Linked DNA regions of Homo sapiens: all the other regions are linked to region 3. The links are chromatin loops, found by intact Hi-C in ENCODE. Cell type or tissue: PC-3. All regions are shown on one strand.

Region 1 (5,000 bases), 380 kb before region 3:
TCTGGAAAAAAAAAAAAAAAAAAAAAAAAAGATGTACCCGAGACTGGGCAATTATTTATTTATTTTACTTTAAGTTCTGGGATACATGTGCAGAACATGCAGGTTTGTTACGTAAGTATACATGTGTCATGGTGGTGTGCTGCACCTATCAGCCTATCATCTAGGTTTTAAGCCCCACATGCATTAGGGATTTGTCCTAACGCTCTCCCTCCTCTTGTCCCCCACCCCCCAACAGGTCCCAGTGTGTGATGTTCCCCTCCCTGTGTCCATGTGTTCTCATTGTTCAACTCCCACTTATGAGTGAGAACAAGCCGTGTTTGGTTTTCTGTTCCTGCATTAGTTTGCTGAGAATGATGGTTTCCAGCTTCATCCATGTCCCTGCAAAGGATATGAGCTCATTCTTTTTTATGGCTGCATAGTATTCCATGGTGTATATGTGCCACATTTTCTTTAGTCTATCATCGATGGACATTTGGGCTGGTTCCAAGTCTTTGCTATTGTAAATAGTGCTGCAATAAACATACATGTGCATGTAAGAATGAGTATTTTATAAAGAAAAAGAGGTTTAATGGGCTCACAGTTCCACGTAGCTAGGGAGGCCTCACAATCATGGTGGGAGGTGAAAGGCACGTCTTACATGGTGGCAGACAAGAGAGAAAGAGAGTCAAGCAAAAGGGGAGACCCCTTATAAAATCATCATATGTTGTGAGACTTACTCACTACCATGAGAACAGAATGGGAGAAACCGCCCTCATGATTCAGTTATCTCCCACTGGGTCCCTCCCACAACACGTGGGAATTATGGGAGCTACAATTCAAGATGAGATTTGGATGGGGACACAGCCAAACCATATCCACAAGTGAACTCGTGTATATACCCAAAGGAATATAAATCATACCATAAAGACACACAGAACTCCTTCACAGTGTGCAACTTTCAGAGGCTATGGGATGGGGCCACTTCCCAGAAAGGAGAGGGCAAAGGAACTCCTGGTGGAGAGGGGATCAGAGAGTGGGTCTGATGAAGTCTAGATGATGTCACGCATATGTTCACTGCAGCACTATTCACAATAGCCAGGACATGGAATCAACCTAAATGCCCATTAATAATAGACCGGATAAGGAAAATGTGGTACATATACACAACATAGAATACTATGTAGCCATAAAAAAAGAATGAGATCATGTCCTTTGCAGGGACATGGGTGGAGTTGGAGGCCGTTATCCTTAGCAAACTAACGTGGGAACAGAAAATCAAATACTACATGTTCTTACTTACAAGCGGGACCTGAATGATGAGGATACATGGACACAAAGATGGAAACAACACACACTGGGGCTGGCTATTGTTTTCTTTTCCTTTTCTTTTTCTTTTTTTTTGAGACAGAGTCTCATTCTGTCTTCCAGGCTGGAGTGCAGTGGCATGATCTTGGCTCACTGCAACCTCCACCTCCCGGATTCAAGTGATTCTCCTACGTCAGCCTCCCGAATAGCTGGGATTACAAGTGCCCACCACCACGCCTGGCTAATTTTTTTTTATTTTTAGTAGAGACAGGGTTTTACCATGTTGACCAGGCTGGTCTCAAACTCCTGACCTCAGGCAATCCGCCCAACTTGGCCTCCCAAAGTGCCGGGATTACAGGAGTGAGCAGCCACGCCCGGCCTGTTTCTTTTCTAATAAGAGCAACTAGGCTTGCCTTTCCGATCTCCTCACGGGGGGGCATCAGGTAGTGGATTTAAGGAAGCATCTATTGCAGCACTAAAAACCCATGCGTCTGTAACCCAGAGCCAATCCAGAGTTAAAAATGGAGAGCAAGGATTTTCAACTATTTCAACAATTTCAAAGTGGTTGGTGTTTGGCTATATCTCAGTCCATCGCATCATGTCACACTGAGATTCTATAAACTGGAATCTACCTTCAGGACTAGCAGGGTCCACTACTGGGGCGGGGGTCTGCAAACCTTTTCTGTAAAGGGCCAGAGTGCAAATATTTCAGGTTTTGCTGGCTCTGTGGTCCCCGTTGCAACTATTCAACAGTGCTGCTGTAGCAAGAAAGCTGACACAGACAATACATAAACCAGTGTGGCTGTGTGCCAATAAAACTTTATTGACAAAATGAGCAGTGGGCCGGATTCAGCCCATGGGGTGTTGTTTGCTGACCCCCGGTCTAGTGAAACCAGGAAGTCCAGCGAAAACCTGCGGGTGAAAGTAAAATGCCACCGAGTCAAGGGAGTAAAGTTCTAGTCCTAGCACCACCCTGACTAGCTCTGTGGCCTGAGGAGTATCCCCCATGTCTCTGGTCCTTCTATTCCTCAATAAGCACAGGAGGTAATTGTAGGGTTTGAGGGGTTTGGAGGCTGAGCAAAGAAAAAGACATGACCACAAGATGGCAGTAGAATGCATACGTTTTCTTTGGTCAAAGCCTTGACAGATTTGCTGGAGGGGGCGGTCCCTCATGGCATGCAAACTTCAGAGGCTATGGGATGGAGCTACTTACCGGAGGGAGGAGAGCAAGAGAACCTCTGCTGGAGAGGGGATCAGAGAGGGATCTGACGATGTCTAGGCAATGTTGCTTAGTCCCAAGTAGCCGGGACTACAGGTGTGTGTCAGCGTGCCAGCTAATTTTTGTATTTTTTGTAAAGAGAAGGTTTTGACGTGTTACTCAGGCTTGTCTTGAACTCCTGGGCTCAAGTGTTCCTCCTGTCTTGGCCTCCCAAAGTGCTGGGATTACAGGTGTGAGCCACTGTGCTTGGTCAGGCTAATTCTTTCTTTTTTCTTTTATATATACATATATATATATATATATATATATATATATATATATATACATGTATATATGTGTATATACATTATATATATATTTTAACTTAATTTTTGTGGGTACATAGTAGGTGTATATATTTATGGGGTACATGAGATATTTTGATACAGGCATGCAATATGAAATAAACACACCATGGGGATGGGGTATCTATCCCCTCAAGCATTTATCCTTTGAGTTACAAACAATCCAGTTACACTCTGTAAGTTATTTTAAAATGTAATTAAAGCCAGGCTCATTCTTTTATTTATTTATTTATTTATTTAAGATGGAGTCTTGGTCTGTTGCCCAGGCTGGAGTGCAGTGGTGCAATCTCTGCTCAGTGCAACCTCTGCCTCCCAGGCCCAGCCTCACGACTCGCTGGGATTACATGCACATGCCACCATGCCCAGCTAACTTTTGTATTTTTAGTAAAGAAAGAGTTTTGCAATGCTGGCCAGGCTCGTCTCGAACTCCTGACCTCAGGTGATCTGCCCACCTCAGCCTCCCAAAGTGCTGGGATCACAGGCGTGAGCCACCACGCCTGGCTGCTATGTTCCTTCTTAAGCCACTCTCAACTCCAACTTCCTTCCTGATTCTAGGATGGGCAGGTGGCTCAGGGCTTGGCTAATCACAGCCTGTGTCCCCCTGCACGCATAAGCCCATCAGGCTGATGAGGGACAATGAGCATTTGGTGGAACTGTTAGTAGAAGGGTGGCCCTTTCCCACTGGACTGGAACTGGGAAGACAGAAGTAGCTGATGGAGGTAACCTGCCTCCGTGTAGGGCCTGAGGATGAGAGCAGTGTGGAGGAAGGCAGCCTCCACACAAGGACAGACTCAGTCCTGTGAGCACTGTTTAAACCCCTGCTCCAAGCCTTGTCTGCTGCCAGGCGTGTCTGAACTTTTCTGTAACACGAGAAAGTCAAGTCACTTCTTTCTGTAAGCCACAGGGAATCAAGTTGTCTGTAACTCTCAGCTGGTATGACACTAATTGATACATATATTCTTTCTTTTTTCTTTTTTTTTTTTTTTTGAGACAGAGTCTCTCTCTGTCACCCAGAATGGAGTGCGGTAGCTCGATCTTGGCTCACTGCAACCTTCACCTCCTGGATTCAAGCAATTCGCATGCCTCAGCCTCCTGAGTAGCTGGGATTACAGATGTATGCCACCACACCTAGCCACGGATAGTTTCATGCTTTATTTCTTGTCCTTTGAGGAGTGGTTATTTTATTATTGTTCCTCCAGTAGTTTAGGAACAGATTAAAGAAGTTATACATCTGTTTCTATTTTTCTAGTAACTACCCTTTAACAGATTAAAAAGTTATACATCTATTTCTATTTTTCTTTTTTCTTTTTCTTTCTTTTTTTTTTTTTTTTTTTGAGATGGAGTCTCACTCTGTTGCCCAGGCTGGAGTGCAGTGGCATGATCTCGGCTCACTGCAAGCTCCGCCTCCTGGGCTCAAGAGATTCTCCTGCCTCAGCCTCCCAAGTAGCTGGGATTACAGGTGCCCGCCACCACGCCCAGCTAATTTTTTTGTATTTTTAGTTGAGATGAGGTTTCACCACGTTGGCCAGGCTAGTCCTGAACTCCTGACCTCAGGTGATCCACCCGCCTCAGCCTCCCAAAGTGCTGGGATTACAGGTGTGAGCCACTGCGCCTGGCCTAAAATGCTAAGTTCAAAATAATTTTCATCTCCAAAACTTTTGAGGTTACTGCTCTGTTGTCTTCCGGCATCCATTGTCCCCAGTGAGGAGCAGAACCCAATTTAATTTTTGTTTCTTTGTAGGGAAATTTCTTTTCTTTTCTCTTCTTGTCTTTTCTTTTTTCTTTTCGACAGAATCTCACTCTGTTGCCCAGGCTGGAGTGCAGTGGTGTGATCTTGGCTCACTGCAACCTCTGCCTCCTGGGTTCAAGGGGTTCTCCTGTCTCAGCCTCCCAAGTAGCTGGGACTACAAGTGCCCAACACCACGCCCGGCTAATTTTTGTATTTTTAGTAGAGATGGGGTTTCACCATATTGGCCAGGTTGGTCTCAAACTCCTGACCTCAAGTGATCTGCCCACCTCAGCCTCCCTAAGTGCTGAGATTACAGGCGTGAGCCACCATGCCCACCCGGGAAGTTGCTTTCTTTTTCTCTCTCTTTCCTTTCTCTCTCTTCTCCCTCCTTCTCTCTCTCTCTCCTCTCCTTCTCCTTTCTTCT
Region 2 (5,000 bases), 57 kb before region 3:
GCTGAGGTGGGTGGATCACCTGAGGTCAGGAGTTCAAGATCAGCCTGGTCAACATGGTGAAACCCCATCTCTACTAAAAATACAAAAGTTAGTTGGGTGTAGGGGCATGCGCCTGTAATCCCAGCTACTTGGGAGGCTGAGGCAGGAGAATCGCTTGAACACGGGAGGCAGAGGTTGCAGGGAGCCTAGATTGTGCCACTGCACTCCAGCCTGGTGACAGAGTGAGACTCTGTCCCAAAATAATAATAATAATAATAATAATAATAATAATAATAATAATAATAACAACAACAACAACCACCACCACCACCACCACCCACCCCCAGACTTTGGGAAAATATGTACAATCCGGTAGATATTTTGTCTGGTTGCAGATGACTTCTCTAGAAAAGCTAACTCCAGCGGTTGCAGTTTTACTGCCTTGTAGGGCGATAACCAATTTGTGTATACACAGAAGCCTTGCTCCAACGTCCTCGGTGAAATGCCAAGACATACCCAGTTCCTCCAACGCTCTCAGACTGGCCTCCCCATCCTGCCGGTCCCTCCTGAATAAGGGGAGTCAAGTTCATTCTCTACGTGCATCACAGTCCTGCTTCTAATGTTTTGGAAATTACACCGAGATGATAATTGACACCATTTCCCCCTCGCGTTTTTGAGTCTGAGGGTGTGTCTCCTTGGTTCTACTCTCAAACGCTTAGCTCAGGGCTCAGCTTGCAGTCCATGTCAGCCGTTGTGGCTGAATGCGCAGGGAAATGAGAACACATTTGACAAAACGCGCGTGATTCCCCGCGCTCTTACCTGCCACTGTATCAGGACAGAGGACGTGGTGTGTGGCGTCGCTGAGACAGATCCCGGGGGCTCTCCTGGAACTGAAACACACAGGAGAGGAAAGCGGGGGTCAGGGTGGTTGTTATGTTCTGCCGCCCTTCCCAGGGCCACCCTCAGTGAGTATGGGGAGGCTGGTGAGCCCTGCCTCCTTCCTTCTCCAGGGGTCCCCTTCTCCTGCCCTTCCTCGGGGCTTCCCAGAGCTTCTCCTTCAAAGCCTGTCCTCGGGATAGGAGGGAGCCAACCTTAACAATGGCCCCGAGAAACAGACCCAGACTGGGCTCTCCCTGTGGTGGACATTCCGAGAGCCACCCCTCCAGTGAGGCTGTCCTGGAGCTCTCTGGCTCGAGACCCTCCCTGCAGGGCTCAGGTCTTCTGGGAGAGCAGGGGAACTTATCTTTTTCTCTTTTTTTTAAGATACCTAGGTGAGAGCTACTTTTCCTGAATAGGACACATGATCATGCCAGGTCACTTGGTTTGAAACACTAAAAGGCTGTCAGGAAAGGAGATTGATTTCTGGTGAGGTTGCAGCTGGCTGGGACAGCAGGGTGAAGTGAAGGGGAGTCTGCCATGGTTCTGCTCTGCTCTCTGGAGGGACAAGGCTGGTTTGACCTCTGCCTATGGCCATGCCCTGCACTCTAGCCAAACTAAACTTCTTGTCATCTGCCACATCCAAGAGGTCTTCTGTGCCCCTCTTCCCTGCCTCCTCTGCTCCCTCCAAATCTGTGTGGTCCTGTCTTGGCATATTGAGCTGAACTCTTATGCCTCCCAGCTGTAAGATCCCGGGGGCCCAGCAGAAGTGTGACACGCATTCTGTATCCAGTCCATATTCACTGAACGGAATGACGATGTTCTTCCCACAGGCACACTTGTGCATCTAGCAGATGCCTCTCCACTTAGAACCCAAGATTGGGTCCCGGGGTCACCGGCTCTGTGATTTTCCTCTGGACCTGCCAGACACCCCCTCCTCAGCCCTGGCAGTGCCTGCATCAGTCACACCTCCACCTTCCCCGTTCTGTTTTAGGGATGGGTCTCCCTCCAACCCCCTTAACCTCCTGTGGTTCCAGCTTAATGGTGGGCCCTCTAGCCAGCTTCCTGACAGCCCTGGTGATACAGCGGTGCCATTACAGGGAGTTCTCAATGTCCTTGAGTTGTGAGGTTGTGCAGGGAAATAGAAATCACTATAAAAAGAAACTGTTCATCAGTAAACCGTCCACATACTCAGAGGACTCTCCCTATCTTGCCGAGGGTTCCCCAACCCCTGGAGAGAGTCTGTGCCTGTCAATCTCTAGATAGTGTAAGACAATACAACACAAATACAATGCAACTCCATTGCAAAGAGAAACTGCACATCCCAGGGAAGGCGATGACAAGATAGGTGCATCAAAGCCCAATCTGAATATCAAAGGGTAAGAAAGGCCTCTGGAGTCTGAAGAGGCCCTTCAATATTTTTTTCAAAAATGGTCCTTTTGGATGCTGCCCTGGAGGTCAAAGGAGGCTGTTGCACTTTGCTTTCACACAATCTGTCAGAGAGATTACGACAATGACATCAGCTTGTGTGGGGTTTTGTTCTTTATTCTAAGATTTAGTGCTTAGTTGCAAACATTACCTCAACTGTGTTAAAGGTAACGTTAAAATGAATGCATTTATATAGTTTTTGTTTTGTAATTTAGTTCCTGCAAAGCCTTTCCCTTGTGGTTTAGTGTGAAATTGGTCCCCACTTTAAGTAGATTAACCGGAAAGGCTTTTCCAGTTACAAGTAGCTTTTGCCTCCAGGTTTGCTAACAATAAAGTGGTGCAGTATTTGCATGTAACCTGCACACATCCTCCTGAATACTTTAAATCATTTCTAGGTGTAACCTGCACACATCCTCCCGCATACTTTAAATCATTTCTAGGTTACTCATCAGTCCTCCTACAACGTTATAATTTGTAATACTGTTACATAACAATGTTACAATGTTATAATTGTAGGAGCTCTCATGAGTAATCTAGAAATTGTACAAGGTCATAACACTCTCCAAACAAATACACAGTTGTTACACTGTATATCTTTAATTTGTATTTTTAACTTTTTTTCTGAACATTTCAATCCACAGTTGGTTGAATCTAACGATGTGGGACCCTTGGACAGTGAGCTCCTGGGGCTCAGCCCGGCTCCTCAGGGCCCAGCAGGGCTCACTAGGGCCCTGGACCACCCCATATACCCGGGACGGCTCCTCTCTTTCTCACTGGCTTTCCCCAAAGCTCCAATAAACTCCCAGGATTTGTGCTCAGAAAAGAGCTGGATGAGAGGCAGGAGCCACAGAAGCCAGCCAGTGCTTTTCCAGGGGCAAGTGTGCTTTTCCTGGGAGCACAGCTGGGGCCTGTTGGAGGCTCTTGCAGGTTCTGCTCTGCTGGGAGTGCAGGGTTTGCAGCAAAACAGCCTCTGTGAGTTGCTGAGAAGCCGGGAATGGTTTGCTCAAACCCTCTGCTGGTCCCTGAGGCCAAGGGAGGCCTATGTGGGAGAAACCACACTTCCAGGTCATCGAGAGAGCAGAAGTGGAGATGTGAGGTCACAGGGTGAGCCAGCTGGAAATTGGTTTATTGGAAAATTCTTCCACTGGAGCGTTAAATGGAAAAGACAGTGCTTTGGGGATAGGTTGCGGGAATGATGATGAAACGCTGCTGGGTGAACTAAGTACTGGGTTTCCAGCCTGGGAGCTGAGCTATTACCCACCATCCACTCTTTTCCATCCCACCCGTCCTGTGATCACCGCTGGACGCGGCTGATAGAGCTGCCTCCTGGGCTCGCCACAGGCCTGGGCCACACAGAATAACAATCCATCTTCAGGCCTGACGCCGCCGAGGTAGGACGGAGCGGCTGAAAACGCCACCTGGAGCTCTGAGGAGACCTCGCTTCCCATCACTTACCTGCGCTGTTGTCAAAGAGTGGCTCGTGAATGAGAAAAATGGGGAAAATCTCTTAAAACCCAGCTACCCGCTGACATTTATTTTTAATGACCCTATCAATTATTCAATTTCTGGGATGCTAATGGATAGTAGGGGCTTTAGAAGCCAATCAAAGAAACTTCCATTCCATTTGGAAGCCCTTGAAACCTTGATTTATGACCACAGGCTGTGCGGAAACCCTCCGAGCTGTCTGTCACTAATGGAATTCTACTGCTTTCCACCACTCCCTGGTGGCCCCTTTCTGGCTCAAGACGAAAGTGTGGCCTAAGTATCTCGGGCTCCAGGGGCAGCGGCCAGGAACGCGGTCTGGGCCCCGGGTTGCTCACCATCCTGCAGCGTGGTCACCGCCTCTGTCTCTGAACTGAAGTCACTGTCCCCAATGTCGTTGGTGGCTTTCAGGCGCAGCTTGTAGGAGGTGAAGGGCCTCAGTCTGCAATGTGGAAGAGACCGTGACTGCCGGGGCCCTGCCACCCTGTCCTGCCCTCAGGCATTCCTGGTGAAGCCCTGGGAAGAGGGGCAAATCCCTCCCCTGCCCTGAGAGCTCTGGGCTCCTGTGTGGGCCCGAGACAGCTTAGCAAGGAGGCTGTTCTTGGGTCGGACCCAATCACTTCCTAGGTGCAATGAGCAGGGGCTTGAAGGAGACCCTGGACCTGTCCTGGGAGAAGCCTTTGAACACCTGGACGGTTGAAATCCTCAGGGAGAAAGGAGCTGCACAGAGGGCAGGGAGTGCAGGGCGTCCTGGCCAGGGGGAAGATTCTGCTCAGGGCTCCTCGGGGAGGCAGTGCCAACCCCTCACTGGAGCCACCCCTGCACTCTAGTCGGCACATCACTGCTCTCCAAGGGATCCAGAGAAGTCCTCAGGAAGAGCTAATTCCCCGGGCCCTTGTGCTGATCCGAAGTATAAAATGAGTTCCTGCCTGATTCTCACGCTCCGTCCTCCTGGAGCTCTTTACTGGGCCAGACCCAGCCTTGCAGCATTCTCTAAGGTCCACTTCCTGGCCGGCTGCAGGCAGAGACCCGCCAGCCCCGCACCCCTACCATTCACTGGGGCTGACACGGTGCCAGGCGCTTGGCAAGTGCAACCCCTTTGAACTCACACGAGCTCTGGGAGAGGAGGCATCATTATTCCCATTTCAAGGATGATAAAACTGAGGCCCACTGCTACAAGACTAGTAAATGGCAATATTCACATGTCACTTTACAAAAGACCACATCCCTGTCAA
Region 3 (5,000 bases):
TGTTTTGCTGAGCATAAAACAGTTTCAGGGCCAGGATCAATGGATTGGGAAAAGGGTGGACCACTGAAGGTGGCAGCCAAGGTCAAACTACCCTGCCCTTCCCGCCCAGTGCCTGGTCTCCCTTTTTGAAAGATGTCGATTGGAACAGGTGCCAAATGATTGGGGAACCCAGGCAGGTGCCACATGGCTCCATTAGGCTCTGCCTGCACTTCCTCCTGCAGCCGCGGTTTGTCATTACCTGGAGGCATCACGCAGTCTCCAACACCTGTCCCCCTGCACCACTCTTCCCCCTCTCAGAGTGTGTCTGCTCCTTCCACCCCTCCTCTCTGCAACTGGCTGACTCCTTTGGAATCTGGAGAGCATCCGGGCCTTTCGGAAGCCTCTGAACAGCATCCCTCTTAGCCTCTCACTGCCCCTGCCAGGCTGCCAGAATCTATGTCCTAATTCTGTACTCCTATACCCTCTTCAGAGTACCCCCAGCACAGTGCAGATCACTGTCAAAGCATTCATTTAAAAACACAACTCCCAGGCCAGGCGTGGTGGCTCACGCCTGTAATCCCAGCACTTTGGGAGGCTGAGGTGGGTGGATCACGAGGTCAAGAGATCAAGACCAGCCTGGCCAACATGGTGAAACCCCATCTCTACTAAAAATACAAAAATTGGCTGGGTGTGGTGGCACGTGCCTGTAGTCCCAGCTACTCACGAGGCTGAGGCAGGAGAATCGCTTGAACCAGGGGGGTGGAGGATGCAGTGAGCTGAGATCATGCCACTGCACTCCAGCCTGGCGACAGAGTGAAGGTCCATCTAAAACAAACAAACGAACAAACAAAAAACAAAAAATATAACTCCTGGCCAGGCGCGGTGGCTCACACCTGTAATCCCAGCACTTTGGGAGACCAAGGCAAGTGGATCACCGGAGGTCAGGAGTTCAAGATCAGCCTGGCTAACATGGTGAAACCCCGTCTCTGCTAAAAATACAAAAATTAGCTGGGCATGGTGGCACATGCCTGTAATCCCAGCTACTTGGGAGGCTGAGGCAGGAGAATTGCTTGAACTTGGGAGGTGGAGGTTGCTGTGAGCTGAGATTGTGCCTCTCCACACCAGCCAGGGTGACAGAGTGCGACTTCATCTCAAAAGAATAAATAAATAAATAAAAACACAGCTCCTGGGAGACATGGCAGGAGGATCTCTTGAGCCCAGGAGTTCAAAATCAGCCTGGGCAACAGAGGGAGACCCCATCTCTACAAAATAATTAAAAAAAAAATTAGCCAGGCATGGTGGCACAGCCCATAGTTCCAGCTACTCAGGAGGCTGATGCAGGGGGATCATTAGCGCCCAGGATGTCAAGGCTGCAGTAGCTATGATCACACCACTGCACTCCAGCCTGGATGACAGAGTGAGACCCTGCCTCAAAAATAAATAAATAAATACATACATGCATACAAATTCTCATACAAATATATAGTGTGTGTCAAAGATTTATTTCACTCATTAATGAGGAACTAGTAAGATGGTAAAACTGGTTCGGAGGGGAATATATGTCAAAGTATGTAGAGTGAATGAAAGAAAGAATGCTCAATAAGATCAAAAAGTTAGAAATAAAACCAGCTATGAGAGCAATATAACCGTGACCTCTGGCTTTGCAACTTACAATCTTCTATGAGGTAGCATCCAACTTCACAGAGTCTGGGCCAAATCAACAAACAGTAAGTCAAACACAATTACCTTCTTTAACGTGATGGCCCCTAGCAGGTTTATTAAAGCAGGCTCTAGGCCAGGTTCAGTGGCTCACGCCTATAATCCCAGCACTGTAGGAGGCCAAAGCGGGAGGTTTGCTTGAGTCCAGGACTTCGAGACCAGCCTGGGCAACGTGGTGAGACCCCATTCTCTATAAAACATACAAAATCTAGCTAGGTGTGGTGGTGCATGCCTGTAGTCCCAGCTACTCTGGAGGCTGAGGCAGGAGGATCGCTTGAGCTCTGAGGGTCTAGGCTGCAGTGAGTGGTGATTATGCAACTGCACTCCAGCATGGGCCACAGAGGGAGACCCCGTCTCAAACACAAACAAGCAGGGCTCTAGTACTGCAGTCAGCAAACTCCGGCCCAGGGGCCGAATCTGGCCCACTTCCTGTTTTTGTAAATAAAGTTTTATTGGAACACAGCCACTGTCACTGGTTTGTGCGGCTGCTGGCCACTTTCATGCTTTTGCAGCCGAACTGCGGAGCTGGAACTGAGAGCGTCTGACCTGGAAAGCCTCAAGTATTCACTATCGGGACCTTTACAGAAAGTGTGGCAAGCCCTGCTGGAGCGCACCACCCCCACGGCACTGACTCCTCCTCGGCTGCTGAGTCCTCTCACCACATGTGTCATCACTTCTGGCTGCTTGTGGACTTGCCCTGAGGCAAGGTCAGGGTCTCACGCATCCCTGCACCTCCAGCATCTCTCCCAGGGTCCAGCCTCAACTTGGTGTTTAATGCATTAACGAATTTACAAATGAACATGCGAATGATTTAAAAATCAGTACTGAAAATGGGTTGCTTTACACGGAGCTCCAAAACAGATGATCACCAAAAATGTAACTACACTTAGCGACCTCTAGGGGAGAAACTGAAATTTCTATAATAAAAGGTTTACATTTTTGTCTGGAGAGACCAGGACTCTTTTTTCGTGAGAGACAGGAGTTCTTTAACCCTGGCTGGGCTCCTCTGGCTCTCTAGTTAGATTTCAAGGCCAAGAAAGAATGTTCTAGAAGCAACTGGGTGCTCACTAACAATGTGCTGATGTAGAGGGAGGCAGAATTCTTTAAAGATAAAACAAATCAAAGCTCTGTGGGGGGCCGGGCGCGGTGGCTCACGCCTGTAATCCCAGCACTTTGGGAGGCCGAAGAAGGTGGATCACAAGGTCAGGAGATTGAGACCATCCTGGCTAACATGGTGAAACCCAGTCTCCACTAAAAATACAAAAAATTCTCTGGACGTGGTGGCGGGCGCCTGTAGTCCCAGCTACTCTGGAGGCTGAGGCAGGAGAATGGCGTGAGCCCGGCAGGCGGAGCTTGCAGTGAGCCGAGATCGCACCACTACACTCCAGCCTGGGTGACAGAGTGAGACTCTGTCTCCAAAAAAAAAAGCTCTGTGGGGAAGCCGGGATTTTGAACGGCTTTTTTTTTTTTTTTTTTTTTTAACTTTTTTTAAGGCTAATAAACAGTACTTTATGATATTTCGGACAAAGGCAGAAATGGCATCTATTTCAAATGCCACCCGGTAGGGGCGGTCCTTCAGGCCCATTAGGGGAGCTGTCTGTCTGTTATACCCACGGGGATGCTGCCGCCCGCCACGCAGCCCCAGCTTGCCCACTCCCAGGTCTGGCCGGGGTTTGGCGCCAGTGGGCCAGGAGGCTTGGTCTGTTTGTGCACATGAGATCCGGCCTCTGGAAAAACTGGTGGAAACTGGTGGGCAGGGCAGGACCAGGAACACCCCTGCTGGGAGGCTCTGGTGGCCATGGTGAGCTCAGCACTCCGGAGGCCAGGGTCAATGGCTGCTCAGAGGAGAGTCATTAACCTCATCCCAAAGGTAATTCTGCACATGGAGAGGAAGCAGACAAGGTGCAGCTGCGTGTGGGGAAGGGAGGAGGGACGTGAGGAGGTGGCCCCCCTCCATCCAGAGCTAAGAGGAGGAGAAAAAGATGCTCCAGAACCCCTTCCATGGAAAGCTGCCAAGCCAAGCGCACCCTGCCTGGCTGAAACTCTGGTGTCAGCAGGAAAACTTGCACGTCTAGCAACTTCCACAGACACTGAGTACCCCTGCTTCTGACGGCTCCTCCCCGTGCCCACCACAGCCAAATGAAACCTCCTGAGAGGAGGTGGCTGGAGGGCCCCTGCAGAGGGAGGGACAGATGGGGGCTTCTGGTAAAGGCACAGGAAACCAGGAAGGCCCAGAGGCCAGTTCCCTCAAACAAATCGCAGAGTTTGCACACCTCATAAGCCGGCAGGGGACTCGACGCTGTGCTGCGTTTATCTTCACTCCCAAGGAAGCTTCAGGCTTTGAATCAGCCCAGCTCTAGATTCCCAGCCCTTCCCTGGGGACTTCTGTCTTTCCGGGTTGTCGTTTGTTTTGTCTTTCCTGTTTAATATTCTTTGGATCTTCAGAGGCAGAAGGGCTGTGGAGTGATGGGCTTTGTTCCCTGATCCTGAGCTCCATGCTTGGGTTCCTGGGGTGCTGGCTCTCTCGATCTCCCTCCACTCCCCATCTGGCCCTTTCTCTGACCCTCCTGAGTGTGTCCTTGCCTCCTCTTTCTTCTCTCTTGCATGGCTTCCTTCCTAGGGCCCTTCCTGTCCCTCCACAAGGAGACAGAGACCTGGGTGCGGGACCTCCTTCCTACCGACCACAGGCAGACGCTTCTGGGGTCCAGCAGCTCACATGTGACAGCCTCACCCCAGAACCGCGATCTTCCTCCCAAGACGGGCTCCGCCTGTGGAAGGCTCTATTTCTGGTCACGACACCATCGTCCTCTGTCATCGAGGGTCAGTGCTCCTTCTGTCACCCCTCCCCTGCTGCACATGGTGGGGTCTCCTCCACAGCCTCTCTTACATTTGCTTGATTTCAGTGGTAGGACCCTGATGTAGAAGCTCCCAACCTCTTGCTTGAACTATTTTGACAGATCGGTGAGTTTTAAAAAATGCAAATTTTTCCGCCGGGTGCGGTGGCTCACGCCTGTAATCCCAGCACTTTGGGAGGCCAAGGCGGGTGGATCATGAGGTCAGGAGATCGAGACCATCCTGGCTAACACGGTGAAACTCCCGTCTCTACTAAAAACACAAAAAATTAGCCGGGCGTGGTGTGGTGGCGGGCACCTGTAGTCCCAGCTATTCAGGAGGCTGAGGCAGGAGAATGGTGTGAACCCGGGAGGCGGAGCTTGCCGAGATCGCACCACTGCACTCCAGCCTGGGTGACAGAGCGAGACTCCGTCTCAAAAAAAAAAAAAAAAATGCAAGTGTCCTTGCTA

Evidence for each region. Peaks named below come from ENCODE experiments on the same cell type or tissue, not always from the same donor. Only the 100,000 strongest peaks of a DNase experiment are listed, where the experiment ranks them.
Region 1: it touches region 3 in a loop (6-fold over the local background); 4 of 110 quality-filtered maps call a loop at or near these places.
Region 2: it touches region 3 in a loop (11-fold over the local background); 2 of 110 quality-filtered maps call a loop at or near these places.

The regions. Positions count from the first base shown.
Region 1 is chr7:4,476,978-4,481,977 of GRCh38, reverse strand. No RefSeq gene overlaps it. Among named protein-coding and RNA genes, the nearest start is that of FOXK1, 200 kb to the left of the region's middle. In PC-3, a CTCF peak has its summit at 2,373 (motif pointing right); a DNase peak (open chromatin) is centred at 2,417.
Region 2 is chr7:4,157,655-4,162,654 of GRCh38, reverse strand. SDK1 (sidekick cell adhesion molecule 1) reads right to left here. Exons shown (of 45, transcript NM_152744.4): 31 at 4,104-4,207; 32 at 799-869. Among named protein-coding and RNA genes, the nearest start is that of FOXK1, 520 kb to the left of the region's middle. In PC-3, no CTCF peak of the experiment used is centred here; a DNase peak (open chromatin) is centred at 2,664; H3K27ac peaks cover 1,563 bases.
Region 3 is chr7:4,101,133-4,106,132 of GRCh38, reverse strand. The region is part of intron 22 of SDK1 (sidekick cell adhesion molecule 1); the gene reads right to left. Among named protein-coding and RNA genes, the nearest start is that of FOXK1, 580 kb to the left of the region's middle. RefSeq lists an enhancer at 2,862-3,362. In PC-3, a CTCF peak has its summit at 2,579 (motif pointing left); a DNase peak (open chromatin) is centred at 2,322; H3K4me3 peaks cover 660 bases; H3K27ac peaks cover 483 bases.